Regions from separate parts of the Homo sapiens genome. Here regions 2 and 3 are each linked to region 1. The links are chromatin contacts, found by Hi-C or POLR2A ChIA-PET in ENCODE. All regions are on one chromosome and are shown on one strand. Each heading gives the region's core, a stretch centred on a gene start or an enhancer-like site at or near the end of the contact. The rest is flanking DNA. Distances are from core to core; before and after follow the strand shown.

The links. Hi-C counts contacts between places; a loop is a spot of excess contacts on that map. ChIA-PET counts read pairs that join two places held with the same protein, here RNA polymerase II (POLR2A). Pooled maps may share reads with other maps.
Region 2: a loop to region 1 is called in a map of PC-9, with 2.5 times the contacts of the local background. The contact joins the enhancer-like site here to the promoter of ABHD11 in region 1. A Hi-C loop is called at or near these places in 1 of 168 maps with a recorded cell type or tissue (PC-9) and 1 of 50 pooled maps. POLR2A ChIA-PET finds 5 or more read pairs at or near these places in 5 of 52 experiments (HCT116, PC-9, WTC11 and 1 more).
Region 3: a loop to region 1 is called in a map of B cell, with 21 times the contacts of the local background. The contact joins the promoter of BCL7B here to the promoter of ABHD11 in region 1. A Hi-C loop is called at or near these places in 7 of 168 maps with a recorded cell type or tissue (B cell, CD4-positive, alpha-beta T cell, CD4-positive, alpha-beta memory T cell and 3 more), 13 of 37 single-sample maps with no recorded cell type and 17 of 50 pooled maps. POLR2A ChIA-PET finds 5 or more read pairs at or near these places in 21 of 52 experiments (A673, B cell, BJ and 18 more).

Annotation. Positions count from the first base shown.
Region 1 is chr7:73,737,487-73,740,089 of GRCh38, forward strand. It overlaps ABHD11 (abhydrolase domain containing 11), which reads right to left and starts at 1,316. Exons shown (of 6, transcript NM_148912.4): 1 at 1,160-1,316; 2 at 842-977; 3 at 76-249. The coding sequence starts at 1,284. RefSeq lists enhancers at 1,115-1,772, 1,773-2,429 and a silencer at 1,337-1,436.
Region 2 is chr7:73,978,000-73,980,602 of GRCh38, forward strand. No RefSeq gene overlaps it. Among named protein-coding and RNA genes, the nearest start is that of ELN, 49 kb to the right of the region's middle. RefSeq lists an enhancer at 1,120-1,414. Within about 2 kb of position 1,317, at least 5 of the 41 ENCODE cell types and tissues checked have a DNase peak (open chromatin) inside an H3K27ac peak, as active enhancers do.
Region 3 is chr7:73,556,380-73,558,982 of GRCh38, forward strand. BCL7B (BAF chromatin remodeling complex subunit BCL7B) reads right to left here and starts at 1,311. Exons shown (of 6, transcript NM_001707.4): 1 at 1,108-1,311. The coding sequence starts at 1,199. RefSeq lists silencers at 647-1,096, 1,117-1,166, 1,187-1,296, 1,347-1,586.

The sequences.
Region 1 (2,603 bases), core at 66-2,565:
GTGAGTCCCAGGTTGCCTGCAGGGCCCTCAGGGTATATACTGAATGGGAGGAGGCCCCAGACATGGGCGGCTCACCCTCTGTAGTGCCAGCAGCATGGCTGTCTTTCCTCCCATGCTGTGGCCAACGACGACGCAGGGCACCAGGCCCAGCTGGGGCAGAAGGTCCTGCAGGTCCTGGCTCATGATCTCGTAGCTCATGTCTGGGCTGTGGGGGCTGTCACCGTGGTTACGAGCATCCACCGTCAGCACCTGGGGAGTGGGGTGAGACGGGGCTGCGTTGATATCCCCATTCTGGGGGTAGACAGCCAAAGGCTTGTAGGGACAGCAGGTCAAAGGTGTGGAGAGCCTGGGGATACACCCTGTGGAGGGGAAGGGCCCAGTTTCCAGACCTAGGAGGCCCAGATGAAGAACCTGGGGCCACTCTGCCAGAGAAGAGCAGGCCCCAGGGTTGTGACCACGTCTCTGAAGGGCTGGCCTGGCTGGGTGGCAATCTCGGAGAATGCCAGGAAGGAGACTCCAGGAATTTCCAACAGTAGGAGCACAGAAGAATGGGCTGCCATAAGAGGTGGTGAGCTCCCGGTCATCCCTAGTGAACAAGCAGGCCCCTTCATGGAAAGGGTGCAGGCGCCTAGGCATGGGCCAGCCCCGATGGAGATCTACAACATGAATTAATGAAGATGGCAACGTGAGGGAATAAATGGGGTTGCCGTTCAGGGTCCATACTCAGAGTGAGGGATCTGGAAGTGAGCGTGAGAAGCGGGACCCCCCCTGCCCCGCCTCCTCTCAGGCCCCGCCCACTCCCGCCCAGCCCCAAAGGAGCCCCGCCCACTCGAAAGCTCACCCTACGGCCTGTCTGCTGGGCCAAGATCTTGGCGATGGAGTTGAAGTTAGTTTTGCTGCCGAAGAGCCCGTGCAAAAAGACGACGGCCGGGAGGGCTGCCTCCCCGTCCAGAAGCCTGTAGGAAAGCGGAAGCGGCCTGGCAGGGGAAGGATCGAGGTCAGAGTCTGAGCCGGCGGAGACGGGGAAAGGGGTAGGGGGAAAGAGCTTTGGGGGAGAGGCCTGGGAGGTGACAGGCCCAAAGGGAGGAGATGGGGCCGTCGGGGCCCGGCAGGAAAAGGAGGACAGAGGATGGCCTCCCGCCCGGTGCCCTTGACTGACCTCGGCTCGGCGCCCCCTCGGCCGCCGCTGCTGCTGCTGGGTGCGACAGGCACCCTCGCGAAGCTAGGGCCGTGGGGGCCGAGTCCCTCACGCGGGAGCCTCCAGGCTCGGGTCCAGCGGAGCATGCTTGCAAGCTGTTGGCCGGCTCGCATCTCACAAGGTACGTCCTCCCCGCGCTCCTTCTCCCGCCCTAGCTCGCAGCCCCGCCCATTTCCGTCTTCAGCCGCCCCGCCCAGTTCCGACTTGAGCCCCGCCCTCTCCCCGCCCCCATCGCGGGATTCTCCGCCCTTGGTCCCGTTTCCTTACGTATCCCCGAGAACAGTCCGGCCCCGCCTCCATCCCCGCCCCTTACGCCATTACGTAATCCCCGCAGGCTTTGCGCGGGTCGCCCTGAGCGCCGCACCTGGCCTCGCCCTAGGCTGGGCAACCCGCGGTGCTTGCCCCTCCCCTCGCGAAGCGCCGCGGTGCGTAGAATCTGGGAATTCGGTCTGCGCCGCTCTGTGCGTGCTCGGTTCTGGTTGCAGCTTAGGGCTCGGTTCCCGCCCCGCACCTGCCATCGCTCACTGACCTGGGTGGCTGCCATCGTTTCTGTGCCGCCGGCGGGGGCGAGCGGCGCCAGGGTGGCTCTGGGCGGCGGAGTGCCAGTGTGGTGGCGCCGTGCTCCACTGCCGGGGGCCCGGGCAGGTTGGGCGGAGCACGGACACCCACCCATCCTGGAGTCGTCGATCTAGAAGGAGCTCGGGGGCACTCTAGAGCTCTTCCCCAAGCCCCTTCGTCCCTTTTACGTTTGGGGAAGGCTCCCCCAGTCTGATCCCACCTGCTTTTCTGCCCATACTCCCCATTCTCATACTCCCCTATCAGGCACCCTGCCTTTCAAGGTCTTCTCCACACCCCACCTCCTGCTGGGGTGCTGTCTGTCTTCCAGATAGCCAGTTGCCCGAGTCCTATACTTTTTTTTGGTGGGGGTCTTACCCTCGCCCAGGCCGGAGTGCAGTGACGCGACCGTAGCTCACTGCAGCCTCGACCTCCTGGGCTCAAGCGATCCTCCCGCCTTTGCCTCCCGAGAATCTGGGACTACAGGCGCAGACTAATTTTAACATTTTTTTTTTTTTTTTTTTTTTTACTGAATCATGGTTACAATTTTTTTTTTTAGGCCGGGTGCGGTGGCTCACGCCTGTAATCCCGGCACTTTGGGAGGCTGAGGTGGGCAGATCACCTGAGGCCAGGAGTTGGAGACCACCCTGGCCAATATGGTGGAACCCCGTCTTTACTAAAAATACAAAAATTAGCTGGGCGTGGTGGCGGGTGCCTGTAATCCCAGCTACTCGGGAGGCTAAGGCAGGAGAGTCGCTTGAACTCAGGAGGCGGAGGTTGCAATGGGCGGAAATCATGCCACTGCACACCAGCCTACCGGACGGAGACAGACTCCGTTTAAAAAAAAAAA
Region 2 (2,603 bases), core at 67-2,566, 240 kb after region 1:
TGTGCAGGCATGCGTGTGCAAGTGTGTGTAGGCATGTGTGTGCAGGTGTGCGTGTGCAGATTGTGTGTGCAGGTGTGCGTTTGCAAGCGTGTGTGTGCAGGCATGTGTGTGCAGGTGTGCGTGTGCAGATTGTGTGTGCAGGTGTGCGTTTGCAAGCGTGTGTGCAGGCATGTGCGTGCAGGTGTACATGTGGAGGCATGTGTGGTCAGGCATGCATGTGCAGGTGTGTGCGTGTGCAGGTGTGCGTGTGCATGAACATGACTGTAAACTGGGTGCCCTTTCCCCTTCAAGCCTGTGGGTCTCAGTCCAGAGTCCACAGACAGCGTTAGAGCCTTGCCTGTGACTCAGAGGCAGGCCTTTCTCAAGCCGCCGTGCCGCCGGGTCGGGGGGAGGTCTGGGCCATGTGGCTACATCTGGGAGTCCAAGTTCAGGGCCAAGGATGGGCAACCAGCCCGTGCTCCCCGGTACACACCCATGTCCAACATCGCTCTCAGATGGCCCACCTTTCAGAGGAAGGAGGACCGGAGTTTGCAGGTCTTGGGAGAGTCCATGAAACACTGATACATACATTTATGTTCTTCCAAATCTGTAACAAAGCACACGAAAGAGAGAGCCTGCATTTCACGCATCTTAAACCACAGCCATGGAGCCCGTGCAGCTCATTCCCATTTATCATCCTTCCTGTGCACTAGAAACGTTCTGCGTCTCCACCAAACCCCCCATCCCCACCCCGCCCCCCAACCTGGCTTCAACCAGACGCTCGTAAATCTGTTTCTCTTGTTCCACACGAGCTGCCTGGGAAAAGGCCCCATTTGCTGCGTCTGCTCCTCCTTCCAAATGCTCGACGCCTTTGAGATTTTATGATTTCGGGTTATTGACTTGGCCTCCTGGGTCCCCCGTGGTAGGCGGCTGTTTGGGAGAGCGGCTGGAGGCTTTGGGTGACCTCAGGTTCACCCCTTGCCTAAACAGCGTTGGGGAGATGGTGCAAAAGACCTGCTGCTGCTGGCGGGTCCCGGGGCCTCATGTGGGAGCTCCTTATGGGGGCACAAACCCTGACCTGGGGCTAGCCTTCTGTGTCCCAACTCAGGCCCTGCACCCCACCCATTCTGAGCTTCTGGGCTCATTTCTCCCCAACTTCCTGAATCTGTGTTGCCAAAACCTCAGCTTCTGCTTCCCTTCCCAGCCTTAGCTCCTCCTCCCACTAAGAGCTCCCAAGGGAAACAGCCATGCGGTTGATGCAGGGCAAGGTGTGCAAAGGTCGTTCACTCCACAGCCAGGCCCCAGCCTCATCTGCGTCATGCTGCATGCTGCCACCAAGTGGCGGGGCTGGTTATTAGCTGGTATGGCCTGGAAGGGTGGTGCAGGTGGTTAAATATGTTGATTGACATTCAGAATGAAGGAACACCTGCCTTTGCCTGGAGGAAGCCCAGTCAAGAGGCAGAAGCAGGCAGGCAATACTAGAGCATTCTAAGTCCAGTGTTCAGGGTCACCGTGGCGCACACCTGTAATCCCAGCTCCTTGGGAGGCCGAGACGGGTGGATTGCCTGAGCTCAGGAGTTTGAGACCAGCCTGGGCAACATGGTGAGACCCCGTTTCTACTAAAAATACAAAAAATTAGCTGGGCATGGTAGTGCTTGTAGTCCCAGCTACGCGGGAGGCTGAGGCAGGAGAATCGCTTGAACCCAGGAGGCGGAGGTTGCGGTGAGCCAGGATCATGCCACTGCACTCAAGCCTGGGCGACAGAGCAAGACTTTGCCTTCAAATTAAATAAATGAATAAATAAATAAATCCAGTGTTCAGTAGTGTTCAGCAGGACTTGGGGCTTGGAGGAACCATCAGCCCTATCCAAGGCTCTTGGGGTGGGAAGAGGGGACAGCTTCTAAGTTAACCCCTGAAGGACCTATAACAAACCCCAAAGGTTGTATAGCAGGCGTGTGGCTCACTTGTAGAAATCCCAGGACTTTGGGAGGCCGAGGCAGGCGGATCACCTGAGGTCGGGAGTTCAAGACCAGCCTGGCCAACATGGTAAAACCTCGTCTCTACTAAAAATACAAAAATTAGCCAGGTGTGGTAGTGACTGCCTATAATCCCAGCTACTCAGAAGGCTGAGACAGGAGGATCGCTTGAACCCAGTACACGGAGGTTGCAGTGAGCCAAGATACCGCGCCACTGCACTCAAGCCTGGGCAACAGAGTGAGACACTGTTTCCAAAAAAAAAAAAAGGTTGTAGTGACAGAAAAGATGGATGATGAGTGGTACTTCCAGACAGAACCAGCAGCATAAGGAAAGCCCTCAGGCGAAAGAGACGTTTGATATGTTTGGCAAATGGGTTTTAGTGTCCACAGAACAGGGAGATGAAAGCTGGAGACATGGACTTTGGCCAGTTGTCATCTACAAAGCTGGGCCAGAGGGGCTGAGGTTTGCCTGGGGACAACAGTGTAAGCAGGGGATGACAGGATTAGATTTGAGTTGTAGGCTGGGCGCGGTGGCTCAGCCTGTAATCCCAGCACTTTGGGAGGCCGAAGCAGGTGAATCACTTGAGGTCAGGAGTTCGAGACCAGCCTGTCCAACATGGTGAAAGCCTGTCTCTACTAAAAATACAA
Region 3 (2,603 bases), core at 61-2,560, 180 kb before region 1:
TGCCCAGGCTGGTCTCAAACTCCTGGCCTCAAGCGATCCGCCCACCTCAGCCTCCCAAAGTGCTGGGATTACATGCCTGAGCCACCTCACCTAGCCAGACCTGGGTTTTTAAATTATTAGTAGTAATTGGCTATACAAAAGAGCTGACGAAGTTGGCTGTGAAAGTTTAATGTGATGACTCCGATACACACCGATATAGTATGTATCGGAGTTCCGGATACTAAACAGGGGCTCAATCGGCATCTTCCATGAACATTTTAGACACGGGGTCTCTCTCCGTAGCCCAGGCTGGAGTGCCGTGGCACGATCATAGCTCACTGCAGCCTCCAACTCCTGGGTCCCAGCAATCCTCCCACCACAGCCTCCCAAGTAAGGATGTGCACTTTAAAAAGACCACTCTGCTACTTGGAAGTGAGAAAAATAAAATCACACAGTGCAAATGATGAACGGACTGGGGAATGAACAAGAGCAGAAGCAGGGAAATTAGAGGGAGGCTGGTACATAGTTTGCAAAGGACTCTCCTGACAGCCGCCGGGGCAGCAAGAGAAAATGCCTACCAAGCTCGCGGCGCAGGGGCCGGTTACTGGGGGAAAGGGAGGGGTATCCCTCTGGATGACACCAGGCTTGCTCCCTTGACAGATGGACTAACCCAGAAACTCACCCAACTTCAACGCCTGAATACGCAGAGCGCTCAGCCTGGCGGGCTGACACCACTCCAGGGCTACTCGCTATTATCAAGAGGAAGCCTGGAAACGCAGGCGGGGCCACTGCCCAGGAAGAGGGGAGGGCGGGCCCCGGGCTGGGCCGGGCGCGGGCACCGACGCCAGGCAGCTCCAGTCCGGGCCGGAAGCCGGAATCCCCTCCCAGGCGGCGCGCGGCAGCAGCCGCAGCAGGTGGGCGGGCCCGCGAGCCGGGAGGACCGCTGATTGGCCGCGGCCGGCGCGCCCTCTGACCTCACGCCGACGCCAGCGGCGCCCTCCTCCCGCCTTCTCCCGCACCCCCCTCCCCCAGCGCCGGCCGGTCGGCTCCCACCTGACCCGCCAGTCCCACGCTCCTCAGGGCCTGGATCCGCGACCCCCGCCAGCCCCCTAAGCTCCGGCCCCTCACCATTTCCGCACTTTCTCGATGGCCGCCATCACCTTCTTGATGTCGTCCTTGGCCCGGCTGCGGGTCTCCGCCCGGACCGACCGGCCCGACATGGCGGCGGCGGGAGCGGCGGGGGCCGGGGCACTGCTCCCAAGACACCGGGGATCGCGCGCCTCACGCGCCGCCGCCCGCCCGCCGCCGCCGCAGCGTCACAGCGGCCGTCGCCCCCTCCGTGCGCGCGTGCGCGAGAAAGCGCGCGCACCCGCCCGCCCCTTGGGGCTCACGGCCTCAGCGCGCCTGCGCGCCCCGCCCGGGGCGTCCCTCCTGAGTGCCCCGGGAGTCCCCTGAGCCCCCTACCCGGGCCGGGGTGCGAGGCGGGTTGGGCGCACGTGCTTGTGGTCAGGGCGAGGTGCGAGGTGCCGCCGGTGGGCAACCTGGTTCTCTTCCCTGAGAGTTTGGAGGTCGGCTCCCTGCTCTGGCCAGCGTGTTAGGAACCTGACCCTGTGGAACCGCACTCCTGCGCCATCTCTGTCCTCCCGCCTCTCCTGCCCAGCACCTTTGCCCTCTGGCTCCTACGCTGTGCTCCAACCACGCCTTTCTTAAGGATGGCTTCCGGTCTTTGCACACACCTGTTCCTCACCTGGAATCCCCTCCTCTCTTTACCAGATGAACTGCTTTCCCAGCATTCAGACCACATTCTTGCCTTTTCTCGAGTATCTAGTAGTCCCAAGTATTTGGGAGGCTGAAGCGGGAGGATCACTTGACCCCAGGAATTTGAGGCTGCCGTCAGCTATGATATGATCGCACCTGTGAATAGCCACTGCACTCCAGCCTGGGCAACATATGGAGACCCCATGTCTAAACGAGACCCCGTCTCTAAAGTAAATAAATAAAAAGATGTCTATTTTGTGCAAGACTCTGTACCTAAAGCTGAAGACATACGTGGTTTTGGTTTCAAAGAGCTTCCAGTTTGTTTATTTATTGAGACGGAGTCTCGCTCTGTGACTCAGGCTGGAGTGCAGTGGTGTGATCTCCGCTCACTGCAACCTCCGCCTCCCGGGTTCAAGCGGTTCTTCTGCCTCAGCCTCCTGAGTAGCTGGGATTACAGGCGGGTGCCACCACGCCCAGCTAATTTTTGTAATTTTAGTAGAGACGGGGTTTTATCATGTTGGTCAGGCTGGTCTGGAACTCCTGACCTCGTGATCTGCCCGCCTTGGCCTCTCAAAGTGCTGGGATTACAGGCGTGAGCCACCACGCCTGGCCTTTTTTTTTTTGAGACGGAGTCTCGCTCTTTTGCCCAGGCTGGAGTACAGTGGTGTGATCTCGGCTCACTACAATCTCCGCCTCCCGGGTTCAAGCAATTTTCTGTCTCAGCCTTCCGAGTAGCTGGGATTATAGTCGTCCGCCATCACACCCAGCTAATTTTTTTATTTTTAGTGGAGATGGGGTTTCACCATGTTGGTCAGGCTGGTCTTGAACTCCTGACCTCGTGATCCACCTGCCTCGGCCTCCCAAAG